2 separate regions of the Homo sapiens genome follow, and region 1 is linked to region 2. A link is an interaction called in ENCODE POLR2A ChIA-PET data of the cell type or tissue named here. Cell type or tissue: OCI-LY7. All regions are shown on one strand. Links, peaks and the distances in the headings refer to the core of each region. The heading gives the core; the rest is flanking DNA.

Region 1 (15,636 bases), core at 5,027-13,026, 530 kb after region 2:
TCTCCTTCAGTTCTGCTCTCATCTTAGTTATTTCTTGCCTTCTGCAAGCTTTTGAATGTGTTTGCACTTGCTTCTCTAGTTCTTTTAATTGTGATGTTAGGGCGTCAATTTTAGATCTTTCCTGCTTTCTCTTGTGGGTATTTAGTGCTATAAATTTCCCTCTACACACTGCTTTAAATGTGTCCCAGAGATTCTGGTATGTTGTGTCTTTGTTCTCATTGGTTTCACCCTCCCAAGACTAAACCAGGAAGAAGTTGAATCCCTGAATAGACCAATAAGAGGCTCTGAAATTGAGGCAATAATTAATAGCCGACCAATCAAAAAAAGTCCAGGACCAGATGGATTCACAGCCGAATTCTACCAGAGGTACAAGGAGGAGCTGGTACAAGGAGGAGGAGGAGTTTTCCTACTGAAATTATTCCAATCAATAGAAAAAGAGGGAATCCTCCCTAACTCATTTTATGAGGCCAGCATCATCCTGATACCAAAGCCTGGGAGAGACACAACAAAAAAAGAGAATTTTGGACCAATATCCCTGATGAACATCGATGCAAAAATCTCCAATAAAATACTGGCAAACCGAATATAGCAGCACATCAAAAAGCTTATCCACCATGATCAAGTGGGCTTCGTCCCTGGGACGCAAGGCTGTTTCAACATATGCAAATCAATAAACGTAACCCAGCATATAAACAGAACCAAAGACAAAAACCTCATGATTATCTCAATAGATGCAGAAAAGGCCTTTGACAAAATTCAACAGCCCTTCATTCTAAAAACTCTCAATCAATTAGGTATTGATGAGATGTATCTCAAAATAATAAGAGCTATTTATGACAAACCCACAGCCAATATCATACTGAATGGCAAAACCTGGAAGCATTCCCTTTGAAAACTGGCACAAGACAGGGATGCCCTCTCTCACCACTCCTATTCAACATTGTGTTGGAAGTTCTGGCCAGGGCAATCAGGCAGGAGAAGGAAATAAAGGGTATTCAATTAGGAAAAGATGAAGTCAAAGTGTCCCTGTTTGCAGATGACATGATTATATATGTAGGAAACCCCATAGTCTCAGCCCAAAATCTCCTTAAGCTGATAGGCAACTTCAGCAAAGTCTCAGGATACAAAATCAATGTGCAAAAATCACAAGCATTCTTATACACCAATAGCAGACAAACAGAGAGCCAAATCATGAGTGAACTCCCATTCACAACTGCTTCAAAGAGAATAAAATACCTAGGAATCCAACTTACAAGGGACGTGAAGGACCTCTTCAAGGAGAACTACAAACCACTGCTCAAGGAAATAAAAGAGGATACAAAGAAATGGAAGAACATTCCATGCTCATGGGTAGGAAGAATCAGTACTGTGAAAATGGCCATACAGCCCAAGGAAATTTACAGATTCAATGCCATCCCCATCAAGCTACCAATGACTTTCTTCACAGAATTGGAAAAAACTACTTTAAAGTTCATATGGAACCAAAAAAGAGACCGCATTGCCAAGAAAATCCTAAGCCAAAAGAACAAAGCTGGAGGCATCACTCTACCTGACTTCAAACTATACTACAAGGCTACAGTAACCAAAACAGCATGGTACTGGTACCAAAACAGAGATACAGAGCAATGGAACAGAACAGAGCCCTCAGAAATAATGCTGCATATCTACAACCATCTGATCTCTGACAAACCTGACAAAAACAAGAAATGGGGAAAGGATTCCCTATTTAATAAATGGTGCTTGGAAAACTGGCTAGCCATATGGAGAAAGCTGAAACTGGATCCCCTCCTTACACTTTATACAAAAATTAATTCAAGATGGATTAAAGACTTAAATGTTAGACCTAAAACCATAAAAATCCTAGAAGAAAACCTAGGCAATACCATTCAGGACATAGGCATGGGCAAGGACTTCATGTCTAAAACACCAAAAGCAATGGCAACAGAAGCCAAAATTGACAAATGGGATCTGATTAAACTAAAGAGCTTCTGCACAGCAAAAGAAACTACCATCAGAGTGAACAGGCAACCTACAGAATGGGAGAAAATTTTTGCAAGCTACGCATCTGACAAAGGGCTAATATCCAGAATCTACCAAGAACTCAAACAAACTTACAAGAAAAAAACAAACAACCCCATCAAAAAGTGGGCGAAGGATATGAACAGACACTTCTCAAAGGAAGACATTTATGCAGCCAAAAGACACATGAAAAAATGCTCATCATCACTGGCCATCAGAGAAATGCAAATCAAAACCACAATGAGATACCATCTCACAACCGTTAGAATGGCAATCATTAAAAATTCAGGAAATAACAGATGCTAGAGAGGATGTGGAGAAATAGGAACACTTTTACACTGTTGGTGGGACTGTAAACTAGTTTAACCATTGTGGAAGTCAGTGTGGCGATTCCTCAGGGATCTAGAACTAGAAATACCATTTGACCCAGCCATCCCATTACTGGGTACACACCCAAAGGATTATAAATCATGCTGCTATAAAGACACGTGCACACGTATGTTTATTGTGGCACTATTCACAATAGCAAAGACTTGGAACCAACCCAAGTGTCCATCAATGATAGACTGGATTAAGAAAATGTGGCACATATACACCATGGAATACTATGCAGCCATAAAAAATGATGAGTTCATGTCCTTTGTAGGGACATGGATGAAGCTGGAAACCATCATTCTCAGCAAACTATCGCAAGGACAAAAAACCAAACACCGCATGTTCTCACTCATAGGTGGGAATTGAACAATGAGAACACATGGACACAGGAAGGGGAACATCACACACCGGGGCCTGTCGTGGGGTGGGTGGAGAGGGGAGGGATAGCATTAGGAGATATACCTAATGTAAATGACGAGTTAATGGGTGCAGCACACCAACATGGCACATGTATACATATGTAACAAACCTGCATGTTGTGCACATGTACCCTAGAACTTAAAGTATAATAAAAAATAAATAAATAAATAAATAAATAAATAAATAAAAAGACCTACACTCTTATATTGACTGCAGCACTATTCACAATACCACAGATATGGAATCAACCTAAGTGTTTATCAGTAGATAATTGGAGAAAGAAACCGTGTGGAGAAAGAAAGAAAATATGAAAAACCTACTCGGTACATTCAGGTGACAGGTACTTAAAAGCCTAGACTTAACCAATGCACAATATATTCATGTAACAAAACTGCACTTGTATCCCCTAAATCTATAAAAATGTTTTAAAACTTTAAGAAGTATAAGCACTAAACCAAAAAGTAAGTCCCATAGCCTGTATCTAGGTACTGGAAATTGAACCCAGGTCTATTTTACTACAAAGACTGTGCTTCCTCACTACACTCTACTGTGCTATATATAATCACTTACCATCCACCCTCTGAAGAATGAATCCTCTCCCACCTTTTTCACAGAGCCTGTTCTGACTACTCTAGCCCAAGCCATCTTCTTTGTTCTAAAATCTCATAGCATTTTCAAATTTTGCTTTGTGAAATGTCTATAATGTTACAACTTTTACCTTCATGTTGGTACGTAGGTCCTTGTGAAGTTGTTTTCCTACTCAAAACCAGGTTGGAGAGGAGTACAAAATAGCAGTGAAGAGCTTGGACACTGGAGTCAGTCTGTCTGAGCTCAAATCCAAGCACAACTGATTTTTAATCTGTGTGACCTTGGGAAAACTACCTGATCTCTCTACGCCTCTGTTTCATCATTTGTAAAATGGACAATAGCGTTTAACACATAGAGTTGTTGGGAGGATTAAATGAATTCATCTATATAAAGCTATCAGAACACTGTCTAGCACATTAGTCATTTAACTACTGTGGACAGGAGTTTGCTATCTTCATTTTTTATAATACTCTTTCCAGACTTTGAAATTAAACCTTAGCGTTACGTCCATGGAAGCTCAAGGTAGATATGTAAAAGAACTTCCCATTAGGATGACGCAGTCACTGGGGTGGAGATTACCCTGGTTGCATAAGTTGACTCCAAGCCAACCCAGACAAAATGACCTAAAAGTAAAGCAGATTTGGCTGTGAATTATTAATAGTAAGAAAGGCTATTATAATGACCAAATGTGATGTGTAGAAAAACTACTTTATAGATAATAACATAAGTGAATGTTGATTATTATTTGAAAGCGACAATATGATAGGCATCTCAAGAACTGGATGCATCTTGTTCATATGGAATATAAACCTTACTTTCTCTGGAAATATGCAAGTGCTTCATTGATGACATCTGTGGACATGCCAAATCATTGTTATAAACTTTATGACAGCCAACTCCAAAAGAATTTATATGTTTCCACTAAATGAAAAAAATTCAAACATAAACTGATCCTTGTATCTTGAAAAAAATCAGGCACTCTAGGGAAGAAGCATGCCTTAAGGTCTAATTTCAAGAGCAATTTAAATTCTGGCGATTCATATGATTAGAATAAACTGGACCAAGCCTTGAAGCCAAAGAGTTCTTTAAGTATCCTTACATCTCTCTCTTGTGTTCAGAAATGGAAAACATTTCTCTAAAAATGCTTTTCTAAAAAGAAGCAAAAATCATCCTACCCAGTTTTTATGCAATCTACCAAACAGGTGAAAATTAACTTCTTCATACAATTCAGTCCATGCCGCAACACAAATGAAATGAGAACGCATTTAATCTTAGCATCCCTATGTCACTCAAAGGTAAAAATGTGAGCATTTGTAGATTGCAATAAAACATGAATACAAAATGATGTGTATTCCCTCTTCAGTTCATTGTCCTCATTGTTACAATTGTACCTGCTACAGAAACAAGAGCTTATTGTTCTCTTACATTCTAATTTTTACAATAGGCCATCTTATTTACTTCCCTTGTGCCTAAGGCAGTCCTTGGCATATAGCAGTCACTCGTAAATGTGGCTGAACCAGGGTATACAGCATCACCACCACTTCAATTCTTCCTGTGTCCATGGTTCTCACACTTAAGCATGTATAAATTCTTTGAGTCCTACTGTGAAAATTTTACTACGCTCACTCTCCCCTCAAAGAGATTCTGAATCAAGAGGTCTGGATTAGAACCCAGGGATATAAAACTTTAAACAAACATTCTAGGTGATCCAAATGCAGGCATTCAGCAACTATATTTTGAGAAACACTATCTTTTGGTTAATTTCTTAAGTATTGATGATAATGGCTAACATATATTTAACACACCCTCCTTGCCAAGGGCTTTAAATACATTTCGTCATTTAATTATCATGGCAGTCTATAAAACAGATTACTTTCATCACATTTTGCAATGAGGTAATTAGGACTTGGAGAGGTTAAGTAATTTGTCCTAGGTTACAGCACTAATGGAAGAGAAAGAATACAAACCCAAGTCTATGGGATTCCAAAGCCCATAATAAATACACTTGGTTGCAAAGAGTAGGCTGCATGGGCTGCCAACAGTTGTCTTTAGCAACATATCGGTAAATGCCATCTACAAATCTGGCTATGAAAATTGATCAGTCATTCAGATAAATGACATTTCATCATTTGATAGCATCAACAGATATTTTGGATGATGGGTCAAAAAGGTCTCACATCCCATCAGGCTACAAAACAACAACCTAATGCATTCAAAATGAGGCCATTCAGTTTTTAATGTCAAAAATAAGAGCTTTTATGTGGAATGACAAGGTATTTATTAGATACTAGTATTTGTATTCCATTAACTAAAATATGAAGAACAAAGATGGCCAAAACACATTTTATCATATTAAACATATTTCAAAATTTTAAAAATACATATTTTCCCTTTGCCATATTAACATAGCACAGATTAAAAACTGATATATTCATACAGACAGACCCCTAAACCTCTTCTTTCTCACCCTGTTTGAGGTCAGAGCCTTAGAAAGCACAAGGAATTCCCTTCCAGGTCACTCCAGGGTGTCCTTTGTCTCCTCTGTGATGGTGAAAACAAATGGTGGATTTTCAGCTTCACTGGAAATGGCACAGAGAAAGAAGGCTTGTGCCATGGTAGTGGCTGAATAACCTTTTAACAAGTTCTTAACCTTTCTTATCAATAAAATTGAAATACAAATATCCATCTTAAAAGATTATTATCAGGATTGCGTAAGTAAATTCAGGCAAAACTCTTACCAGAGTTCCTAGTAATAAATGGTGGTAGTAAGTATTGTGTTCTTGGTGTCTTCTTGCCCACTCATATCCATTTGCTTTCAGCCTTTCACTAGTACCACCTGTAAATCTAGTTGAAGTTGTACCTTCTTACTACATTGTGATATACAAGGTAGCACATCAGTGGGATTAAAACTAAATATTAGATTAAGTCTTTCTGTCAAAGAATATTCTTTCTAAGGTTTCAAGAAGTAGGATATTGAATTACCATTCAACCCAGCAATCCCACTATTGGGCATATATCCAAAGGAATATAAATAATTATACCACGAAGATACATGCATGAATATGTTTACTGCAGCATTAGTCACAATAGCAAAGACATACAACCTAAATACCCATCAATGGTAGACTGGATAAAGAATCTGTGGTATATATACACCATGGAGTACTATGCAGCCATAAAAAAGAACAAGATAATGTCCTTTGCAGCAACCTGAATGTATCTGAAGGCCATTATCCAAGTGAACCAACACAGGAACAGAAAACAAAATACTTCAGGTTCTCACAAGTGGGAGCTAAACATTGAGTATATATGGACACAATGCAAAGAACAACAGACACTGGAGCCTACTTGAGTGTGGAGAGTAGGAGGAAGGTGAGGATCAAAAAACTACCTATCAGGTGCTATGCTCATTACCAAGGTGATGAAACAATCTGTACACCAAACCCCTGCAACATGCAATTTACCTAGATAAAAAGCCTGAACATGTACTGCTGAACCTAAAATAATTTTTTTAAGGTAGAATCTTGAGTCCCCTTGGGATTGAATCTTTTCTCTAAAACTTCTCAGACACACTTTCACCACTTCTAAGCCTTTATACAGCTTCTCATTTCTACCACTTTTTTGCCAGTGAATCAGCAGGTGCTTACAATCAGGAAGTAATGACCTGCCTTATATATAATGAGCAGGGAGGAAATTAATCCCATCAAGACACAGGCTAGAAGGATGAGATAATTATCTACTTTTCCTTTTATTCTGTAGATTCGCAATAGCTGGGAACATACCTTCTAAAAAAGGATTCATCCTTATATACATTTATCTGTAAAAACTTGGGCCATAAACAACAGAAGATCATTTCTGTTAACAGTAGAAGAATACTGGACATCAAATATTCTCTTAAGGAAAAGAGAATCAAAAACATCAATAGGTTTGTAAAAGGTAGCAATGCTGCTCTGGGAAATGTCTTCAAGAATATAGGAGGAGACTTGAGGCACTGGCATATGTTTCCCTCTAACTTCATGCTTTTGTGCGGAGGAACCATGACTGTTACCTACTCTATCCCCAGCCCTAGTACATGCATGAAAAACAGTATGTGCTAAATTTGAATTTGATTAATAAATGGAGGAACAAATGAACAAGTAAATCTAGAGAGAGATGCTCTATGGCAATAGGCCCTCACTGAAGTTACATTAAGCCTAATTTAGCCTACTTGAGATTACCATGCTCTCCTTTCCATTGTTTACTAAATTAGAACTAAAAGGGGAGGCAGGCAATCTAAGGAAGAGAAAATAGCAACAGGCAATAAATGCATGAGGATGTTCAGCCTTACACATGAGGAGTAACACAGGACATTCAAAATAAAACTAAAATGGGATGTTATTTTATCTAAAAAGACCGGTACAAATTAAAAACTTGTATAGCATAAAATCGTGGTGCATATATGAGGAAACTGATATTGTTTTACACTGTTAGTGAAAATGTAAATTTGTACAGCCACTTTGCAGGTTATCTTTGGCAATATCTCTTAAAATTTTAAGTATGTATACTCAGTGACCTAATAATTATAATTCTAGGTATAAGAAGACTTACCTACATACTGAAGGATGTGTGTCTAAGGATGTTCATTGCATCATTCCTAAAATCTGTGAAAACTTAGAAGCAATCTAAATATTTAAATAGGAAATAGGTAGAAATGTGGTATAGCCAAACCACTTAATAAGCATGTATTCAGTCACATATAATGTGGTAAATCCAAATATGGCCAAATAGATCTTGAAAACATTTTACTGACTGAAATAAGCAAATTTCAAAAAACCCCAAATTACAGAGTATACCACTATTTAAATAAGTTACTCTATCTCTTTCTCACATACACATATACTCACATATGCACACAACTGCACAATTATACTATATATTTTCTGAGAGTGTATATATATGCATATATGTGCATATACTCCCAAAAATATATAATTTTATGTATATAGGTATGTGCATACACTCTTACACTCTCAGAAAATATATAATATAATTGTAATGTGCAAAAACCAAGGTCTGGAAGAACACATGCCAACTGATCACAGTGGTAACCTCTGGGAATAAAACTGATTAGGTGTTTTAATCAAGGGCAACTTGTCTACAATGAATTTAATTATTGTAAGTAGAATGTAGTCATGTGTTATTTGTGAAATAAAAATTATACAAGGGGGATACAGGAACAGGAACAGCAACACGCCTTGCCATTTTACTTAGCAATTATATTTAGAGCTCCCCTACTTTGATGATCTCAAGTCATCTGGTAAATGAATTTATTTACTCACACATTAAGCTTGTTGGTCAATCTTTCATCAAAGTAATAATGAATTTTTACCATGTGTCAGAAAGTATGCTATTACAGCTAGAGATACACAGATGAATAAGGTATGTCCTGGATGTCAAAAAGCTTATCAGTCTTGCAAGAGTTTTGAAATTCCATTCCACATATGAAGGAATCACAGTATTTTTCCTCACTCTGGTAAGAAGCAACATGTATTTGGGTTAGTCTGAAAACTGTTGATTAAATGTACCACATGAGATCAAAACCATTTAAATTAAGAATTACTGATACCTAAAAAATGGGTACATGCTGGCAAACACTTCCTGATGAGTTCAATTTTCAAGTTTCATTCAGGAAACAGCCAATTAACTTTCTAAACTTTATTCATCCACCTGGAGGCAACAACCCGGAAATGGTTTGACAAGTCCTTCAGGCACCAAACCTGTCTCAAATTTTAAGAGTGATGCCATGTGTCACAGACATAATCAAGGTCTGCCAGAGAAGTAACTGCCTTGAAGCATCAGCTTCCAAATGTGGTCCTCCTCACTGACGCTCAGCACCCTCTGGGAGACTAGTCATACTCTGGCACACTCAGCTAATCTATCTAGAGCATTCCTCTGCTAATTGCTAGGCAGGCACATGTACATAAAAGGGACTACAGAGAAGCAGTAAAGGCCTCATTCAAACCACAGAAGCTCACAGATTCTCCTCTCTGGTACTTTAACGTTGGCTTGTCCCACAAACCAGAGTGAAAGATGACCCCTTGACTGGCATTATTTACCTTCCATTTAATATCTGCTGAGCTTTCATTATGTGCCTGGTACTGCATTTAGCACTGAAGACACAGACATGACCTTGTCCTCAGAAACTCCCACTGTAATGAAGACACCCATTAATTCATTCTACATATATTTATTTAGTGTTGTGCTAATTACCAGGCACATAAAGATAAGCACCTCAGTTATTGAACCTCAAAGAAATCACAATGTAATGAAGGGAAAGAGTTGCCAAAACCATGTCTCAAATATCTGTGTAACCACAGACTAGGACAATGCTTGGCACAGGCTCAGCAGTTCAAAGATTTTTGACTGCATGAGTAAAACCACATATGAAAAATCATGTCTGTACAAAAATATAATAACAATGATCACCATAAAAATGATATGAAAAAAGGTGTTGTGGTTAGGGTTAGAGTTTGGAAAAAAAGAACACCTGCGTTAAGGAGCATGTGAGTTAAGGTGATAAGGAAGACTCCTCATAGGAGGTTAATGTTCATCTGGTATATGATTTCCTATTAAGAGGCCCACATAGGAACTAAAAGGAGTGATAGGAACAAATTTAGACCAAGACTGCTTCAAAAAGCCTATGCTAGTGGAGTTGTTTGGCAATAAAATTTCCAAGTGCCTGCTTCTTAAATTTTTTTATGTTGTGTCTTTTCTTCCAACTTATTTGCTGGAACTTGAAAAAAACAGATATAAAGTTAAAAGCACAAAATTTAAATGCCAGTGAATGGAAAGTTGAACCTCACTCAATATTAATGCAAATCTATAGGTTAAAAATACATTTAACATCATAATTGTCAAAAGTTATAAAAATGAAAAATGTGCTACTGCACATATAATGTCATTTTTCAAGTTCAAAGCTGACACTATTTTTATCTCTGTGTGGGGAATATGTTCAAAGAAAAAGAGAAGAAAAAAGAAAAGTCAAGTTCTTTTTTCCTGCGTTACATATGTAGACCAGTTCTTGGCTTACAGTTTCCATTTATATTTAGAGGGATAGTCTCCATTATATATGACCAAGACATGCCATCTCTGACTTCAACAAAACAGGGTTGTGCTGTCTATAAGAATTATTTTGCATCATTCAACAATCATGTAGAATCCAAGAAGCTGTAAATGCTAACTAACATGTTATAGTCCTGGGCTAATATATGGAATATTATTTTATTTCCATTTCAACTTTAATTCAGGTATTATTACCTTTTTTACATTTCCATTTATTCAACAAACATTCATGGAACACCCACTGTGAGTCAGGTATTGTTCTATGGCCATAGTAAAAAACCGTGCAAAACAATATATCAAATCACTGTCCTCATAAAGCCTACTCTATTGGGGGAAATAAACAGGTAAGTTAATATCTAGTATGTCAAGTAGTGATAAGTGCAATGGAGAAAAATAAAGCAAGCTGAAAATGACAGGCAGTGTGTGTGGACTAGAGGAAGGGTAATATATAAGGTTATTGAGGAAGGCTCTACTAACAATGTTTAATCTGACCTGAAGGAAGTGAGCGAACTAGTTATGTGAAAATCTGAAAGAACATTCCAGGCAGAAGAAAAAGCAAGTGTAAAGGCTTTGAGGTAGGAGCAAGTCTGAAATGCTCAAGGAGGACTGCATGACTGGAGTGAAGTGAAGGAAAAGGGAAAGTAGTAAGACATATAGAAGGGGTACATCTTGAGATGTGTAGGCAACAATAAAGACTTCAGCATTTCATTTTAGTGAGATGGAAACTCAGGTGAGGATTCACAGAGGACTGAAATAACCTTTCCTGTATTTTTACAGCAGATTATTAGGGTCAAGAGCTAAAAAGCAGGGAAGACATTTTGGTAGGAGAAGAAGAAACAGGAGAGAGAGGAATGGTCTTGAAACCAAATAAAGAAATTTTTCAAAGAGGTAGGAATATTAAACCTTCATAGGTTAAGATGAGAACTGAGAATTCATCCACTGGATTTGTCAACATAAAAATTATTGTTAACCTAGCCAAGAGTGATTTGTCATAGTAGTAGAAACAAGATCCTAAATAAAATGCGTTCAAGTTTTGTAAACCAAAAGTATCTAAGACAGGTCTTAATCAATTTAGAAGTTTATTTTCCCAAGGTTAAGGACATGCCTGTGACATGGCCTCAGGAAGTCCTCAGAACATGCACCCAAGGTAGTACAGCAAAAGCTTTCTTTTATGTGTTTTAGGGGGGGGGTCTGAGACATCAATCAATACATATAAGTGGTACACTTGTTCAGTCTGGAAAGGCAAGACAACTGGAAGTGGGGAGATTGTTGCAGGGTGGCTTTCAAGTCCTAGGTGGATTCAAAGATTTTCTGATTGGCAATTGTTTGAAAGAGTTTATCTAAAGATCTGGCATCAGTAGAAGGGAGTGTCTAGGATAAGATAAGGGATTGTGGAGAACAAGGTTTTCATTATGCAGATGAAGCCACCAGGTAGCAAGCTTCAGAGAGAGTAGATTGTCTTAAGGTCTCTGTTTTAATGTTGATGCTGGTCACTTGGTGCCTGAATTCCAAGAGGAGGAGGATATAATGGGGCATGTGGACAACCCATTCCCATCATGGCCTGAACTCATGTTTAAGGTTAACTTTGGAATGCCCTTGGCCAAGAGAAGGGATCAATTCAGTTGGTTGGGGGAGGCTTAGAATTTTTTTTTTTTTTTTTTTTGGTTTACCTTATCCCCCTCTGGCCAAGATTTGCCAGAGGCAACATCAATGGCCAAACTTTTATTCTGTCCCATAGCATTTCCAAGGCGGCACAGCTGCCTGCTCTGGGTCTATCCTGTCCCTTGGTGGGACCGCTATGGCCAAGTGACTTTGAGCCAAAAGACCTATAGCTAATTTAAGTGTTCAAAGCCAGATGTGAATGGAGGTGGACAGGCATTCATCAAACCTTAAGATAGAAAAGCCAACAAATTAGCCAGCTTAGGTTTACAGGCATGTGCCACCACGCCTGGCTAATTTTTTGTACTTGTAGTAGAGATGGGGTTTCACCATGTTAGCCAGGATAGTCTCAATCTCCTGAGCTTGTGATCCACCTGTCTCAGCTTCCCAAAGTGCTGGGATTACAGACATGAGCCACCACACCTGGCCCACTAGGTATCTTGATATCCTCTCAGTAATTTTCTTTCAGTTAGAAATTCCTTATGATTGAGACGGATGGAAAGGGGCCATGTAAAAACCCAGGAGGCAAAGTCCCTTATTTTGCCAGCTATTTAGGCATCTATGTGTCTATCCTTGATTTGAAGAATTTCAACTAATTGTATCCCTCAAAATTGGCCCTTACAATCTCACATGCCCACCTGTTCTGTGATAGTACCTGAACCAAGAGGGATAGGTGCTTTTATATTTTTAGTAGTGGGGTGGGGCATTAGCAATGAAAATAAACCAGGTCCAGTAAGATTTTAAAAGGTTTTAAATTGGGAGGATATCAGCTAGAAAGGAAAGAAGGTAATCTTTTCTTGTTTGTTTGTTTGTTTTCACTGATTTTGTAAGCTATATAGAATTAGCAATGTTTTTTAAAAAAAGGACATAAGCTTTGTCTAGTTTTGATAATGACAGGTAAAGAAAACTCATGGGTAGCTAAACATTTAAATGATCTAATATTAACTCATAGAACAAATTATATTAATTTAGACAGAGGAAAAATTATTGAATTAGCATTCACATCTTTATATAGAGGCTTGGCTCAGTGTCATATGAGAGCAGTTTATTTTAGCTGTCATCTTCTCCCAGGTCTGAAGATGAGGCTTCGGTTAACTTGAATTTCATGCCAGATATTGGTGATGTTCAAGATTCAGTAGAAGTCAGTGCTCCTTTCTAGATGAGGTAGGTGTATGCAGAGTCAAAACACTGTAACTTAATACCACAAAGGGATAGTTAACAATATTTTATATAGACCCTTTTTAATGGGGCAGAGTGGAGTCTCTCAATTGTTGTCCAATCATCAAGCTGGAGGTGGTGTTTACTGTATCTTAGTTGGAAACCATAGAAGAATTCTGTAACCTTGGGGTGATTAATTTTTCTATTTGACAAGCCTCCAGCAATAAGTCTAAGTCAGAGAGTTAATTTAGGATTTGAATTGAGGATGTTTTTCAAAGATGTTAAAAAGGCTCAAAACATTTTATTAAAACTACATTATATAATAATAATTTGATAAAGAAGTTATGTGGGTATAAATTCTTAACCCTTTTAAAGTTTAGTTGATTTTTTTATAATTAAAAACCTAATAAAAACAAACAGGAATTATTTTGATAAAACATTAAAGCTTTGTTTCTTTGTCTAATTACCAAAAAGGAAAAAATAAAGACCCTCTGCAGTGACTTCTTTTCCTTATGCGGAGCCCATTTATATAACCTGAAAGTCAAACCTGCTGAAAAGAGCAATTGAGTTAATCAGACATGGGAATAGTGTGTCCGGCATCATGAGTAAACTCTATATTATAGCAGCCTTGAGCAGAGAATACGTGAGTCTTAGCAACAGCATGGGAAGTTGCCTGATTATATTGAACACTTAGGATATATGTTGGGCCTCAAAAACAATACCGCAAAGTGAAAGCCTCAGAAGTAAAAGTTTTACTTTGGCCTTCTTTTGCCCTTCTATCTTGCAGTTTCTCAAGGCTGGCCATAAAAACTAGAATCTTGCTTCTCAAGGTGGGTCCTAGAAACCAGAACTCCTTTTCCTCAAAGCCAGTCATAAAACCTAAAAATATTACTCTAATTTTTCTCAAAGTAGACGCTTAATGTCCTGCAGGACACCCAGCTAAGGACATTGAGGCAAGGGTGGAGACAGGTGGTGGCTGGTCTTGCAGTAGACTGCCCAAGGTCCAATTATGAGCTTTTTAACTGCAGCAACTTTAATGTAAGCTATTGGAGTTGGAATTACTGTGGCTGCTGGCACCAGAATTGCCCTCCAATATTCCATTATTCTTAGATGTGCTATCCAAGCAGCTAGGGCCTGCTGTGAAATCTTAATTTTTCCTCCATCCTTCTGTATACAGCTGTCTATAAAGAAATCATCTGACCTTACTTGTTGTTTGTAAATTATGAGACCCCTGTATCCAGGAGGAAGGAAATGCATACTTGGGGAGGTTAAGAAGAATCTAGACAAACAGGCCTTGCTGAGTTTCCCCACACAGGCTACTGGCAATGATTTATACACTTGTGTTTCATCATATTTTTAATGGCTATCCATAGTTTGTTGAACTTAACCATTTAAAAAAAATGGGCAATTTCTCCTGTATCTTAGGTCTTTATTCTGATAACTCCCAGATATACATGCCAAAAAAAATCTATGCCTTCTTTTTGATCAATTTGTCTTTTATGAGTTGATACCTTTAGAGGGCTCCTGCTCCCTAAACACATTAAGAAAAAACAAGAATACAGAATTAAGTTATACTGGAGGAAAATACTGCTTTTTTTAAAAAACCTTCAAACTAAAGCATTTCAGCTTCAGGCAATAACAACAGACTTAGAACTGGAGGAGGGAAAGAAAAAAATGTTACAGGTGCCAACAAAAATAGAAGGGGAGAGTTGCCATTCCAGGCCTTCTCAAATTTTCTCATAGTAAAAGGTGATCTCTGGTGCCTCCCAAAGCCAACAAGGTTGGGTAAGGCAATACAAGAAAGCAGAGCTTTAGACGTGAGAAGAATCTCCCCATGACTGTTTAAACTCCACCAAAAAAGCAGAAGACCCTAAAAAGAGGTAAGTTGCACCTTTATATGAGTTCTTTAAGGGGTCAGAGTCATTAGAAGCCTTCTCTTGATTGTTTTTTCACTTGGTAACAAAGACAGCAAAAAGGGAAGGAGGAAAAAAGTGGAAGAAAAGTAAATTAAAAAAACAATTTTTTTGAGAAAGGAACCAAACAGAGAAACCAAGCACATGGTTTTTTCTTTTCTTTCTTTTTTTTTTTTTTTTTTTTCACCTGAGGAAAATTTTAGCCAACTAAGAGGCCTTGTTCCCCACAATTTAGAATTCTTATTCTGATTTGAACAAGTATAATTGGTCAAATCCAATGAAAGAAAGTTCAAAACAAACAAACAACAACAAAACAATACAATTACTGAGCCATTCTCTAATGGTAAAGAGAAATTAAGACAAGTTGGTTGTTTATCTTAATTTTTAGCCATTAAGGAAAATT
Region 2 (15,636 bases), core at 4,626-12,625:
GTATGACAATGAATTGAAATAAATCTAGTAAACAATTTTCTCTAGGATAAAATAGAGGAATTGATTAGACAATTCACACATTTTCCTTTATAGTTTAGACAGTAAAGCAATCATTAGATGTGATCATGTTATATTTGTTCCCTTTGTTGGACCACGAGTACTGACAAACAGAGAGCATCTGAGCAAAACCTTGATGTACTTGGGGTTTAAAAATATGTGGTTAGCTTATTTTCCCTTTCAGTGTTTCACTCTTGGCGCTTTCTTTACTCCATTCTCAGCAACTAAAATGATTTTTCCAGATATTCAAACAATTGCAATAAAAATATGTCCCAAAAATACAAGGTGGGCCTCCAATGCACAAGAAAGACCCTTTGGCAACCCGTGTCCTCTATCATGTTTTAAAAGAGCCTCATTTAATCGGGCCAGCAAACATCTCCATTAGCAATTAAGACCAACTACTGTCACCAACTATAAAGTCGGAAGAGCAATATAACTGACCTTCAGAGGAGAAATATGAGACTGCAAGACATATCCATGGACATTTTCTATTTGAGAGAGGTTCTTTTCTGATACATGCACGAGTTCTGGGCCTCTTACTTCGTGGGTTAGTCGAGGTAAGGAATGATCATGTGGAGCGTCCTCATCTTGATATCGATACTTCTAGGAGAAAAGAAAAGAAAGGACAAGTATGTATATATCAGTGTTTGTAAAGGATATAGACTGAACTTCATATTCTAACTTCATCAATAGGACACAGTGTGCACCTACTGTTGACTTCACCAAATGGGCTTTGCTGCAGACTCTTCTGGCGGTCACCATAGACCAGGTCAAATGCAAGCAGAACTGAGTTAACCACGAATATTGACCAATGTCCAGACTTGTTTCTGCCTGATAATATACTCTCTTTGTTTATGAGCTACAGAAAGGTGATAACAAATGAGACAGAACATTTACTTTATTCAAGTAAGTGAGGAGGTAACCCTCCTGACCAGAGTAGCTAAGTATGTGTTAAAAATTCTAGGTTATGGATGGAGAAGAAAAAAAGTACTGAGCAAGAAGAAAACAGAATTCCAATATATCCCATTTAGAAAACTTAATTTTCCTTCAGAATTTGTGAGTGATTTAAGTTCCTTTTGAAATGAGGAAAAAATTTTGTCACCCACATTATTTGTATTAGACTCAAAGAGAAGACAAGCTTATCTTTCTTTACTTCACCCGCTAGGAGAAGGAGTATTGATTTGGGTTAGTCAGATTCCAGGACAAAAGATCACAATTTTTAGAAGCAGAGCTAGCTCTTTTAAAGAACTTTAAAAATCAAGGCAAGTTATCTGCCTATATTGTATGGCTCCCTGAGGGGACAGAGGTAAATACTTCTTCTCTCTTGTTCCCTTTTCCTCTTTTCTTAACCATCTTGCTTACACATGACTGTACCAGTAAAGATTATTGTTTGAGTCTTCCAAACAGATATAAGGAAGTTGGCAGAGAAAAAAAAAGGTTCAGGGTTAGGAATGCTCTGAGGGAACTCAGCCCTCTTCTTGGGGTCTATCTCCATTTTTGGCCTCAGCCTGGGTCTCCATCCTATTTCTGTGTCTTTTTCTAGTTTGTACCCCTTTTCCCTTGGATCTGTCCCTTTAGAGTTCCATTGTTCAAGGCTGTTGTCCTACCTGGGAAAGAAGAAAGGGAACCCTCTACATCTGACCTCTTAATCAGATAATAAAGTGTTAGTTTGCTTTACTTTGCCTATGTTCCTTGTGCATAACACAGGGATATTGGGAACAGGGATCTAAACATTGTCATAACACCATCACAGGCTTAATTGTGATGTCTAACTTCTTCCCAGTGTCCCATTATTGTTATCATCAATGGTTAATTTTTTCATATACATATATATATAAAACTTCTAGGACATCAGCTCTCAGACTGACTCATAGTGGAAAAGTAACAAGAACCACTCCAGGGATGGTAATTCAATCTGTTGTTCACTCTTCCTCAGAAGCAGATTATCAATACTTACACTTATACTTTCTGGGGCAAGGTAGGCTTTCTTCAATGTCCCAAGTAATATCTCTCTCAACAAAAATAACAATGCCATAACTGCAGTTTCCAAAGAACTCTCACAAACTTGTTCCATTGCAATCATTCTTGGCCATTTTACCTATGAGAAAACTAACACTCCAAGAAGTTAAGGTACTTGTCAAGAGTCACCTTAACTGACGGGCATAAGCGCCAAGACCCTATCCAGATCATTGCAGTCTGAATCCTCTTTCAGTTATCATCAGCCTCTCCTCTACCCCATAAAGAGATGAAGTCCAAGTCTGAAAACTGAATTGGCTGCTTAGTAGAAAAAAAAAAATCACTGAGAATACACGACACAATGAGGTTAGAACATTTCTGTGAACTGCAAATACCATGCTTTTGTTTATCTAACCTTATGAATAATTTGGGAATGTAATCTGCCTCAGAAACATGGATCAAATTTAACATTCACTTTTGATCAGTTACGCCCATTATGAGTGGAATAGTGTCACACTTGCGCCCATTTTAGTTTCTCTGGCTTTCAACCCATTAACTCCCACGTCTGCTCCACATTTTTGATTCTCTCATAAAGGCACTACCATCTATGTTGTCATCTGAGCCAGAAAAGTAGGAGTCAATCAGACTCCATCCTGTCTTTTGCCTGCTGCCATCTGCCAATTTAATAAGTTGATGAGTCTGCTTGATTTATATCCTAAATAATACTTGAGTCCACACTCTCCTTATTCTTCCCATACCCCCACCAACACTGTCCATGTTCAGGATCCCATAAGTTCTCAGCTGGGCTATAGAAACAGCCTCTGAGCTGGCTAGCCTGTCTGTGGGGTTGCCCGTTTCCCATAAATTCTCTACACTGATCCAGGGGACTTTGTGAATCACATGCTGATAAAGTCCTCCTTGAAAACTTCCAATGGCTCACACTGCCCACAGGACAGAATACAAGCTTTCTTACACTGCCATAACCCTACTACTATATATGCTGAACCCCCATTACTTCTGAATTACTTTTTTTTTTATGAGACGGACTCCAGCTCTTGTCACCCCAGGCTGGAGTGCAGTGGCACGATCTCAGCTCACTGCAACCTCTGCTTCCCGAGTTCGAGCAATTCTCCTGCCTCAGCCTCCCGAGTAGCTGGGACTACAGGCGGGCACCACCACGCCTGGCTATTTTTTTTATTTTTAGTAGAGCCGGGGTTTCACCATCTTAGCCAGGCTGGTCTCGAACTCTTACCGCAGGTGATCCGTCCACCTCAGCCTCCCAAAGTGCTAGGATTACAGGCGTGAGCCACCGCACCCAGCCCTGAATTACTTTTGTTCTCAACATTCTCACTCCAATAATTATAAAATAAATATAAACAAACTATTGAGTCTCATTTTTAAGCTTCTTTTAAAATTTGTGGTAAAATACACATAAAATTTTGACCATTTTAACCATTTTTAAGTATACGGTTCAGTAGTGTTACTTATATTCACTTTGTTGTGCAACAGATCTCCAGAACTTCTTCATGTGCATGTTCCCATAACTCCCTAGAGTCTCCAATTACAACTCTTGTCATGCTATATGGTTGTGTATTTTCTGTGTTTTTCCACGGAACTGTAAAATCTTGTAAGGACTGGGACCACATTGGTATTGTTTATTCTCACATCTCCAGTCTTTAGTCATATGCACAACACATATGCTCAATAAGTGTTTGTTGAATATAGCCATGAGCTACCATTACACAAATGGATGAAATAGATATCACTTGCTTAAGCCACAATACTATTTTGGCTACTGGATGAAAACTTTTTCACTATAAAATGCTGTGAACTCAGGTTCAAGTAAAAAGGACAATCACATCATTTGCTTGACACAATCTAAAAGGACATCAGGCTATTAAGTACTACATATCTTTCTCCTCATCATTCATTTCAGTATATGCTAAGAATATGAACTGAAAAGAACAACCCTTGACTTCAAGAAGACCATAAATTACTGAGTTATACTTGTGCACAGATAAGCTACCATACCTCGTGATAAACTCAGTTCTGTGGGAGCAGAAATGGGCAAGCATTTGTGGCTGGCTGGCTGCAGCTTCTCAGTTTGAAACAGGGTCTGGAATACCATAAAGAGGTAAAAGATATTCCAGCCAAAGGCACAACATGTGAAGAGACATGTGGTAAGAGGGGATGATGTTTGAGGGAACAGTGAGGTCTTAAAGTGGATTGTAGCAGATGCTATTGTGTCCCCATCCAAATTCATGGAAATCTTTTTTACCCATTGAAGGCTCATATCTGCATACTTTTCAGGAACATTACCCTTAGGTGATTGAAGCCTCCTCTCTTGGATGTCCACAGGAGTCATATTTGAACCCCAACTCTCATACCTCACGGTGAGACAAATCCCGTGATGTGAATTACACTACAAAGTATCCAGCGAGATTAGCTTAAATTTAGACTGTACCTGAACCTATATTTCTGCACAGTTCCTTTGTGCTTCCCTTACTCCCTATGTTTTTTTTTTTTCTTGGAACTGCCCTCCATAAATCATGCACACATGAAATCTCATCTTAGGTCTGCTTCTAGTGAGCTGATGTAAGACTTGGATGAAGCTTGGGATGTAAGGTACAGTGTGGCAGGAGGAGACTGGAAGGCAGATTGGTGTCCACTGTAGACAATAGGGAGTCATCCAAGAGACCGTGGACCTAAATAATACTCTGCCCAGTGCCAACCAGACATTCCCGTGTTTTTTTTTCTTTGAGTCTTCAGCCTATGACTAAGCAAGAAATGACAAGAACTGATGAGAAAGTCACATCTTTAACTCAAACTCAAGCTTCCAAAGGAATCACCCTGATATGATATAGCAGAATTTCTCTGCTTGTATTCAAATCTTTATTTCCTTTGGCTGAACAAAGGTACTGATTTATAACACTAGGATTAATATTAACACCAACATTAATGCTAATCCTAACACTAATGCAATATTACAACCAATAATAATACCAGCTACAGTTAATGTACCTGGAGCCATATTAAATGCTTTATATCCATCATCACCATATGAGACATAGGTGTTATTCTCTTTATCTTAGACTCAGATAATTAGGTATTTTTCTAAGCTTACATACCTGGAAAGTGGCAAACCAGGTTTCAAATACATGTTAATTTCACTCTAGAGAAAGAGCACTTAGTCTTCTAAGTTAGTTAGGACTCAAAGGTCTTTAGAGGACAACTTTATCTTCAGGAAATAAAATTTTTAGGAAATATTCTTACACCCTGACTAAGAATCAACCCTAACATTCTGGGTAATTCTGAGTCAAACTTTTCATTCCAAGGCTTGTCTGGTAGGTACTAATGTCATTCTGGGCACCTTTGAGGATTTCTCTATTGCCTACAAAATGAGGGCCATTGGCAGAAGGCCTCTGTATTGCAGTCTGTGCTTTCTTCTTTTTCTCTCCTCAGCTTGGTCTGTTGAAGGGGACTTGAGTAAAAGAAACTTTGTAATTCTGTGAGGAAAGTCATCGGTAGCTTGATGGGGATGGCACTGAATCTATAAATTACCTTGGGCAGTATGGCCATTTTCACGATATTGATTCTTCCTAACCATGAGCATGGAAGGTACGTTAAAGTTCATTTGGAACCAAAGAGGAGCCCACATTGCCAAGACAATCCTAAGCCAAAAGAACAAAGCTGGAGGCATCATGCTACCTAACTTCAAACTATACTACAAGGCTACAGTAACCAAAACAGCATGGTAGGTATAGACCAATGGAACAGAACAGAGCCCTCAGAAATAATACCACACATCTACAACCATCTGATCTTTGACAAATCTGACAAAAACAAGAAATGGGGAAAGGATGCCCTATTTAATAAATGGTGCTGGGAAAACTGGCTAGCCATATATAGAAAGCTGAAACGGGAATCCTTCCTTACATCTTATACCAAAATTAATTCAAGATGGATTAAAGACTTAAATGTTAGACCTAAAACCATAAAAACCCTAGAAGAAAACTTAGGCAATACCACTCAGGACATAGGCATGGGCAAGAACTTCATGTCTAAAACACCATAAGCAATGGCAACAAAAGCCAAAATTGACAAATGGGATCTAATTAAACTAAACAGCTCCTGCACAGCAAAAGAAACTACCATCAGAGTGAACAGGCAACCTACAGAATGGGAGAAAATTTTTACAATCTACCCATCTGACAAAGGGCTAATATCCAGAATCCACAAAGAACTTAAACAAATTTACAAGAAAAAAAAAAAAAAACCCCATCAAAAAGTGGGCAAAGGATATGAACAGACACTTCTCAAAAGAAGACATTTATGCAGCCAACAGACACATGAAAAAATGCTCATCATCACTGGCCATCAGAGAAATGCAAATCAGAACCACAATGAGATACCATCTCACTCAGTTAGAATGGCGATCATTAAAAGTCAGGAAACAACAGGTGCTGGAGACGATGTGGAGAAATAGGAACACTTTTACACTGTTGGTGGGACCGTAAACTACTTCCACCATTGTGGAAGTCAGTGTGGCGATTCCTCAAGGATCTAGAACTAGAAATACCATTTGACCCAGCCATCCCATTACTGGGTACATACCCAAAGGATTATAAATCATGCTGCTATAAAGACACATGCACACGTATGTTTATTGAGGCACTATTCACAATACCAAAGACTTGGAACCAACCCAAACATCCATCAATGATAGACTGGATTAAGAAAATGTGGCACATATACACCATGGAATACTATGCAGCCATAAAAAAGGATGAGTTCATGTACTTTGTAGGGACATGGATGAAGCTGGAAACCATCATTCTGAGCAAACTATCACAAGGACAGAAAACCAAACACTGCATGTTCTCACTCATAGGTGGGAATTGAACAATGAGAACACTTGGACACAGGGTGGGGAACATCACACACCGGGACCTGTCATGTGGTGGAGGGAGAGGGGAGGGATAGCATTAGGAGATATACCTAATGTAAATGACGAGTTAATGGGTGTAGCACACCAACATGGCACATGTATACATATGTAACAAACCTGCATGTTGTGCACATGTACCCTAGAACTTGAAGTATTATAATAATAATAATAATAATAATAATAAAGAAACTTTGTAAACAGATTATATTTCCTGTTTCAGCTCTAAGGGGAGTAGAGGCAGGATAGGTGCTCAAGACAGGGATGCCTGGTATACTACTTATGTCTCCCTATCTTAGTTCATTTTGCCCCTGACTTCTGGAATTCTATCCCCGTCCCCGTTCTGAAGCTTAACCCTGCCCCCAACCCCAGATTCCTTCATCAAGCAAACTTTTTTAGGTCCTTGATTATCAGATTTAGTGTTGCCTCCTCAGAAGCATTCTCTGACTTCAAAGGTTGGAAATCTGTATCTCTTTTATGCTCCCATAGTGTTCTGCACAGGATTTTGTCAATGAATAAGAACTTTATACTGTAATGACCTCTCCATGTGCCTATCTCCCCTAGTAGCCCACAAATGCCTCAAGAGCAGAGGTAGAGTCATGTTCATCTCTGAATCTCCAATGCCCAACCGACAAATGACACATAAAAAGAGATCAGTAAATGTAAGTTTAACTGAATTAAACTGTAATTATCTGAGCAATAACATGATCCGCATAATCAGAAAGCCCTCCCAGCTGAGCTTGCACGCAGTTATACTCATACTCATTTTCTACCACAGTCCCCCCTACACAGACAGAAAAAGGCTAAGGAAGTCTGACCAGGCTCTGCTCAGTACATTCTGCTGATGCTTGTGTGAGTCAGAACAAACCATCCTGAGTTTCCCAGAATTTAAAAACGGAATCTTACATGTGCCTGATCTGTCACTGGAGGTTCTCTGGTGCAATTTGGAAGATGGCATTTTGCTGGCACAGTGCATGATAACTGATCCAGAAATTGGAAATATTTCAAGGTTTCATAAACAAAAATCTGAGTTTACCTCTGTTGCTTCATAAAAAGTGCTCTACTTCCCCCTTGTAGCAGGAGTTGGCACAGTACTGATGAGAGAGAGAGAGAGAGAGAGAGAAAGAGAGAGAGGGGGAAGGAACAAATCAAAAGCTGGAGAGCTAGAACATGTTTGTGTGCACATGAATAGGTGGCATATTATCATACCTAATAGTGAATACTATCCATGAACGCTTTGCTAAGAATGTCACAGAAATTATCCCACTTAAGGCTGATAGTAGCATTATGAAGCAGGTATAAAATTAAGTAATAATTACAGTTCCTTACACAAAGCCTGACATTAAAAAACTTGTTAGTTTCACTGTCTCTGTTAACTATACTGACAAACCATGTTCTCTGTGTCAAGTTTTATCTGTCCCTCTGTAATCCAAGTTCTTTGAGGGTAAGAACCCTGACATGTATCTTTGTATCCTGCAGAGTGGTCAGGCTAGAATGCTACATACATAGTGTGTGTCCAATAGGCCTGTGTTGACTGATTGAGTGCTGCTTCTGGAAGAAAGCCTCTTAATTTAAAAAATGTGCTTGGGCTGAAAGGAAGCACATATTCTAGAAGCAAGAAGTTGGTAAAAACAAAATAATAATAATAACAGAATTTCAAAGGGATCCCTAAGGAAGAGGTAAGTGAATCTCAGAAAAAAACAGAAAACCAAAAGGACAAAGAAAACGAGCTCAATGATGAACCACGTGAAAACAAAAAATTTCCATTTCATCTCAAGGCTGTAGAAATTTAAGTTCCATAATTGAGTATTCCCATCTAGGCCCTGCCAGCCACCTTCTTATTTTGAGAACAATGATTTGTTTAAACACTTTGACATTTACTTTTAGGGATTTCTGCAGTCTGTACCCAGCAAATCCTTTTCTCCAGCTTCTTCCTTTTTCCATGATGCCTCAGCCTATCTATGACCTGTGTCTCATCACTTTTATATACCTACTGCATCCTCACTCCTACTCACTGCCTTCCTCTCTGGAGGGAAAACATGGGTAAAAAAGAAAACAAGAGAAGATAAAGGAATGTTCAGTGCAATGATCAGATCAATATTTATATTCATTTCTTTAATTTGAAATGAATTCTCTGAATGATATCCTGACTGGAGCACAGTTTTATTTCTGTTATTCCAATCCATTCTTTCAGAATGGTTACATATAGGTTGCAAATCTGGGGGTGGAGGTAGGTAGTTTCAGATAGGAGAAAAATGGGAGGAGGAAAGGCAAGAGAGACTACATAATTTTCCCCTTCACTTCCTCAAGGTGACCTCCTGACTTCCCAGATTAGGAAGTTCTCTCCCTGCCTCTGCACACCGCACACTGCTCCCTGCTTCATAGGCTTTCAGGGCACCCTGTCCTTATTCTTCATAAACCTTGGCACATTTTTATTTTACATTTATTTCTGTGATGATTCGCTGGATGTTTGTCTCCTCCACTGAACTAACCGTCCCCGCCCCTCTCCCCATGGGGTCAAGGGCCCCACCTGCTTGGTTTACTGCTGACCTCTAGTGCCTGCCACATAGGAGTTACTTGATAAATGTTTGTTGAATAAGTAAGTACTTTGCAGCCAGATCTATCTTCAAAATAATCACCCTTTAAAAAAACAATGACCCACAATTAGCAATATGGCTTGCCCAAAGAACCCTTGAAAGAGGAATTTTTCCAGTTTGGAGAAGAATGTAAGTAACAGCACTGATGGGAGAAATAAAAAGCTCTCCCAGGTGCTCCATTTGAATTTTTTTTAAACAAAACTCAAAAGTGAAAGGAAATACTTTCCTGCTTTTTTTCCACAAAGAACAGGACAAGCCAGGATGTTAATTAAATTACAAATCAGCTGTCTGCTTGCAGCTGACAGAGCTTTGTGTGCTTCCAAGCAACGTCAGATATTTTAAACTCTATGTAATTACCTACTATGGACTAGCTGCCAGGAAGGATGCTTCATGAATATTTAATGAATTCTAAGATCCTTTTTAAGGAACTGATGATTTAAATAACTATGGGAGAACTTACTCTAGCTCAGTGCCACCCTCCATCTGTTAACTGAAGATATTGGAAATGTAGCCTGGTAGAAATGCCATTTCTCCCCTAAAATGAGCTAGGCTCAGGATCTAGGGAAGGCTAGACTCACACAGGAGAGGTAACTGTAATTCTAAAGTTAACTGTTTAATTCTAAACAGACCTCAAGCTCTCTAAGTCAGAATGGAACCACAGACCTATGAACTGGGAAAATAACGAGTATGGAATTGCAAAATGAAATTTTGTAAGATGCCACACATTGAGGATGCTCTTTATAATTTACAAAGCACTTTCAGCAACACTGTCTTGAGTAATTCTCTCAAGAATTGGATAGATTAAACAGGTATCATCATTCTCATTTCCAAATGAGAAAACAGAGGGTCAGAGAGTTTCTAAAGTGCTAAATAAATAGTAAAGCTGTGTTTCAAACCAAAATAGTCCTCTGATTCCAAGAGGCAGCCTCACATAGTGGAAAGTGCATGAATTCTGGCATTAGACACATGATCTCAAATCTTGGTTATACTACTTGCTATCTGGGAGACATCTATCACATTGCTGGATACAACTGAGCTTTGGTTGACTGAAGTTATGAACCAGGAATTACAATATATATCTCATAGAAATACAAAGATTGAATGAGATGCTGTACTCCTGGCATACAGTGGCTGCTTGGCAAATGTAATGCTCCCTTTGGCTTGGAGTCTCAAGAACTTGGTACTCTGCAGATTTGTCGTAACAACAACAGCCACAACCAAAAAAAGTGGTCGCTAAAAGTGAATTTTTCACACAGCAAAAAGTCTTTGGTGGAATGCTCTTCACTTCCACAGAACAGAAACAATAATAACCTGTTATACAATTAGTCACAAATACAGTCCTTGAATTTTTTGTCCATACACATGAGTATTGTCTAAAACATGTTTTCTTTGTAGCAGCTAGGTGCTGCCACCACTGTGCATGGCTGAGTTCACAAATCTGTTGTAACCTGTAGCTTCCCTGTCACTTCTCTCTCTCACGCTAAGCTTTGTTTCTTTGCAGTAATTAGAATTTTTGCCACTGCCATGGCTAATGCTGCTACTGGAACCACGAGAGCCTCCTTGGTTTCATGGTTTGGCAAAGGATTGTCCTTCATCACCAGAGGGGCTGGAGCTTCTGCCTCCTAAGGTTTCTCTCCTCATGGGTCCAAAATTTGAAGACTGATTGTTGTAGCTGCCAAAATCACTGTAGCTTCCTTCACCTCTAAAACTGCTTCCATCATTTACAAATCCATTATAGCCATCCCACTGCCACCATATCCACAACCACCACGGCTGCCACCAAAGCTACTACGACCACTGAAGATTCCTCCACAATCATAGTTCATACCAAAACCACCTCCACAACCACCACCAAAGCATCCAGAACTACTTTGGCTTCTTTGGCTCAATGAAGCACTAGCCTTCTCTTGCTTTGACAGGGATGAATTTACTGAACACTCTTTGAAGTTTCCTAACTTCACAGTTGTGGCCATTCACAATATGGTACTTCAATCTTATTCATAGAGTCATGGTCCTTAAGAGTTACAAAGGCAAAATCCCTTTGCTTGCCACTGCCTCGGTCATTCATGATTTCAGTCACTTCAATTTTCCCACATTCTTCAAAGTAATGTCTTAGGTGATGTTCTTTTTTTTTTTTTTTTTTTTTTGAGAAGGAGTCTTGCTCTGTAGCCCAGGCTGGAGTGAAGTGGTGCAATCTCTGCTCACTGCAACCTCTGCCTCCTGAGTTTAAGTGATTCTTCCACCTCAGCCCCCTAAGTAGCTGGGATTACAGGTGCCCACTACCAAGCCCATATAATTTTCTTATTTTTAGTAGAGATGGGGTTTCGCCATGTTGGCCAGGCTGGTCTTGAACTTCTGATCTCAAGTGATCCATCCGCCTCGGCCTCCCGAAGTGCTGGGATTGTGAGAGTGACCCACCATGCCTGGCTCTTAGGTGATGTTCTTCAGTGTCTTCTTTAGTGCCACTCATATGGTTTGGATCTGTGTTCCCACCCAAATCTCAAGTTGAAATGTAGTCCCTACTGCTGGAGGTGGGGCCTGGTGGGAGGTGATTGGATCATAGGGGTGGTTTCTAATGGTTTAGCATCATCTCCCTGGTGCTGTCTCATGACAGAGTTCTCACGAGATCTGATTGTTTGGAAGTGTGAAGCATCTCCCCTGCCCTCTCTCTTCCTCCTGCTCTGGCCATGTCAGTCTGCTTCCTGTTTGCCTTCTGCCATGATTGAAAGTTTCCTGAGGCCTCCCCGGAAGCCCAACAGAGGCCAGCATCATGCTTCTGGCACAGACTGAAAGAACCATGAGCCAATTAAACCTCTTTTCCTCTTTTCCTTATAAATTACCCAGTCTTGGGTATTTCTTGATAGCAGTGCAACCATGAGCTGATACAGCCATCAACAAATATCTTTTTCACAGTTAAGTAGGCAACTAGTCTTTGAGAATCTCCTCTTGAGACAACTGTCTTTGGTTCCACGACTCTCTCATACCTCATGTAGCATGGCATTTAGGGCTGCATCCACCTCCTCCACAGTGGCATATGTGACAAACCCAAAGGCCCTGGAGCAATTGGTGTTTGGATATCTCATTACCACACAGTCCATGAGTGCTCCCAATTGCTCACAATGGCTCTTCAGACTCTCATGGGTTGTTTCAAACCTCAACCCTCCAATGAAGACCTTCCAGTTATTCGGGCTCTTTCAGAGACTCCGACTTAGACATGATGGCAGTAGGAAGATAGACTTTAGTGATGATTCCTCTGTGGCATCCCAGGGCCAAAAGGAGTAAGGTGACAAATGTATCTCAGTAGAATAAGTTTCTAGAACCTCAGTTTCAGAACAGCGCCTAAAAGCGCAGATTCTGGAGAGACGGCCTGCATCAATTCCTACTTTGATAACCACATGACCTTGGGCAACTTATTAAACCCTCTGAGACATGGTAATCTTATCTGCAAAACTGGAATAGCAACTACCTCACAAGATTTTTTAGAAAGCCAAGTGAGATGATGCATGGAAGGCACTTAGAAGAGTGAGTGTCTGTGATCTAGTAAGTAGTCACTTAGTAGAAGTTATGATTGTTTTACTGGAACATTAGATATGTTATTTGATTATAAAAAATTGGAAGAATAGAAAAAACTAAAGGAAAAATTTTTGCCTTTTACTGTTTTGAATTTTTCAAATTCTCTAACTGCAACTTCTCCCACTACTCCATAACACATAGACAGTTTATCAAATCTCACAGCCCTCCTAGTCTCACAAAGTACACTTTAGCCTTTCTTTACGCCATCTTAAATGCTTGAAAACCTTCTCTTTGCACTTTTGTATGCAAAAAGAATTTACTGAGCACCACTTCTATGCCAGATATTGTACCATGTGCTAGAGATGTAATAGTGAATAAAGAAGATACAGCTCATCCTTGCCCTTTGCTCTTGATGTCTTCTCTACCTCTCATAACTTTCCCAACTCTTTTTCACATACTGCTCAACCTTCAAAACTTAGTTGATAAATGATATCTTTCCAGATGCTTTCCCTAGACATCCAAATTTGGCTAAGCATTCTTATTCTGTGCTCCCATGTCTGACTCCCTGAGAATCCCTCTTTTTTCTCAAAGCATGTATGTCTCTGCCATTCTCACTGGAATGGGAAGAGTTCACAATTCATTATTGTACCAGGGGCAAATATTCTGCTTGGGACCCAGTAGGTGCTTAATAAATGCTACTAAATGGAACTACCCCTGGTAGAGATGTAAGCTCCTTAGACTCCTGTGTACTCCACCATGACTAGCACATCCTAGAAGTAGTGCATAGTCAAGAAGCCTGTCACTATTCTACAGTAGAGCTGGTTATTGAACAGTAGTACCCTGTAAGATTTTCAACAATAAAATCAAAAATTGGTTTATGTTGTGTAGCACAGGTAATAAAGTGAGTTCCTTTGAAAGTTTTCATTTAGCAGGGAGAATTGTTCCAGCTTTGGGTATGACATCCCTGACAAAGTGTATTAGCTGGTGGCTTCCTGGAGTAAAAGAGTTGACAGAAAGAAAAACAGTAACATGCAGAGAAGAACTGAGTTCCCTTCTTCCTTCTCCACTGCCAGCACTGAGTCAGAGCAGCTACGGAAGCATAACACACAAATGAGACAACGCTAAGTATTCTTTTTTTTTTAATTTTTATTTTTATTATACTTTAAGTTTTAGGGTACATGTGCACAACGTGCAGGTTTGTTACATATATGCATGTGCCATGTTGGTGTGCTGCACCCAGTAACTCATCATTTAACGTTAGGTATATCTCCCAATGCTATCCATCCCCACCCGCCCCCCACCCCACAACAGGCCCCGGTGTGTGATGTTCCCCTTCCTGTGTCCATGTGTTCTCATTGATCAATTCCCACCTATGAGTAAGAACATGCGGTGTTTGGTTTTTTGTCCTTGCGATAGTTTGCTGAGAATGATGGTTTCCAGCTTCATCCATGTCCCTACAAAGGACATGAACTCAACATTTTTATGGCTGCATAGTATTCCATGGTGTATATGTGCCACATTTTCTTAATCCCGTCTATCATTATTGGACATTTGGGTTGGTTCCAAGTCTTTGCTATTGTGAATAGTGCCACAATAAACATACGGAGACCACACTAAGTATTCTTACACGAGCCCATCTAAACCCCAGGTCAGCAGCTTGACTCACATTTGAGTGTACCAACCTCAAATAAGCCCAATAAAATAGATTAAAGTGTATGCAAGGCAGGGAAGAGGTCTGGAAGAATATACTAATATGTTGACCATGGTTATTTCTGGATGACTATTACTTTCATTTTTTGGAGCTACATATATTTCTTTGAGGAATAAAAAGAATTAGAATATGTAAAACATGATCAAGTATTTGCTTTGTTGTACTGGAGAAGGTTCAGTGTGGTATAAGTTTTGTGATAAGGAAAAATTCTCTAGTCCTGGAAAGGGTTTATCCATGTTCAGTTGAGTTAATTTTGAGAACTGGCTGAAGGATGCAAAGGAAGGGGTTTCCAGCTGACAAATGAAAGAGGGATGTGCCGGGAATAAATTTGCTGGAGAGGACCAGGCTTTAAGTCAAATTGCTTTGGTACCAAGAAATCAAAGCAATGATTTGGGAGCAAACTCAACAGTAGTTCATCCATTTGAAGCAAAACTTCAAACATGGTCTGAGTAATTTTCCAGGGATAACTGCCACTGGATTCTATTGAGCACTGTACGATCTTGTGGGCAGTCCCTGTCTGACTAATCCACCAGCTGTGCAACTGCTACAGCATCTGTGAGTGAGAATCATTCACTACTAAAAGCTAGAAACATGTTTTGCTCAGTGCACCTGGTGCCCAGAAAAGAGGAAATGTTCATTTCAGCAAAATGCTTCCTCAAGCGATGCAAATTCCCTGCAGCTCAGTTCCTGGGTTTAAATCCTGTTCCTGCACCAACCAGCAGTGCGACTTTAGGGAAGTATGAAGGCTCTCTGAAACTCAGACTCCTCATTTTAAAATTGGACTAATAATGTATGACAGTGTCACTATAGGAAATTGATGAGATAATATGCCCAAACTCTTTGGGCCAGGACCCGCC

The links. ChIA-PET counts read pairs that join two places held together with the same protein. Peaks named below come from ENCODE experiments on the same cell type or tissue, not always from the same donor. Only the 100,000 strongest peaks of a DNase experiment are listed, where the experiment ranks them.
Region 1: POLR2A ChIA-PET joins it to region 2 with 5 read pairs; 1 of 35 experiments calls an interaction of 5 or more read pairs at or near these places.

Annotation. Positions count from the first base shown.
Region 1 is chr11:85,067,339-85,082,974 of GRCh38, forward strand. All of the region lies in intron 6 of DLG2 (discs large MAGUK scaffold protein 2), which reads right to left. Among named protein-coding and RNA genes, the nearest start is that of DLG2, 550 kb to the right of the region's middle. In OCI-LY7, for the core only: no CTCF peak of the experiment used is centred there; a DNase peak (open chromatin) is centred at 9,133.
Region 2 is chr11:84,534,072-84,549,707 of GRCh38, forward strand. It overlaps DLG2 (discs large MAGUK scaffold protein 2), which reads right to left. Exons shown (of 28, transcript NM_001142699.3): 7 at 499-660. It also overlaps the pseudogene HNRNPA1P72. Among named protein-coding and RNA genes, the nearest start is that of DLG2-AS2, 900 kb to the left of the region's middle. In OCI-LY7, for the core only: a CTCF peak has its summit at 9,537 (motif pointing left); a DNase peak (open chromatin) is centred at 9,510.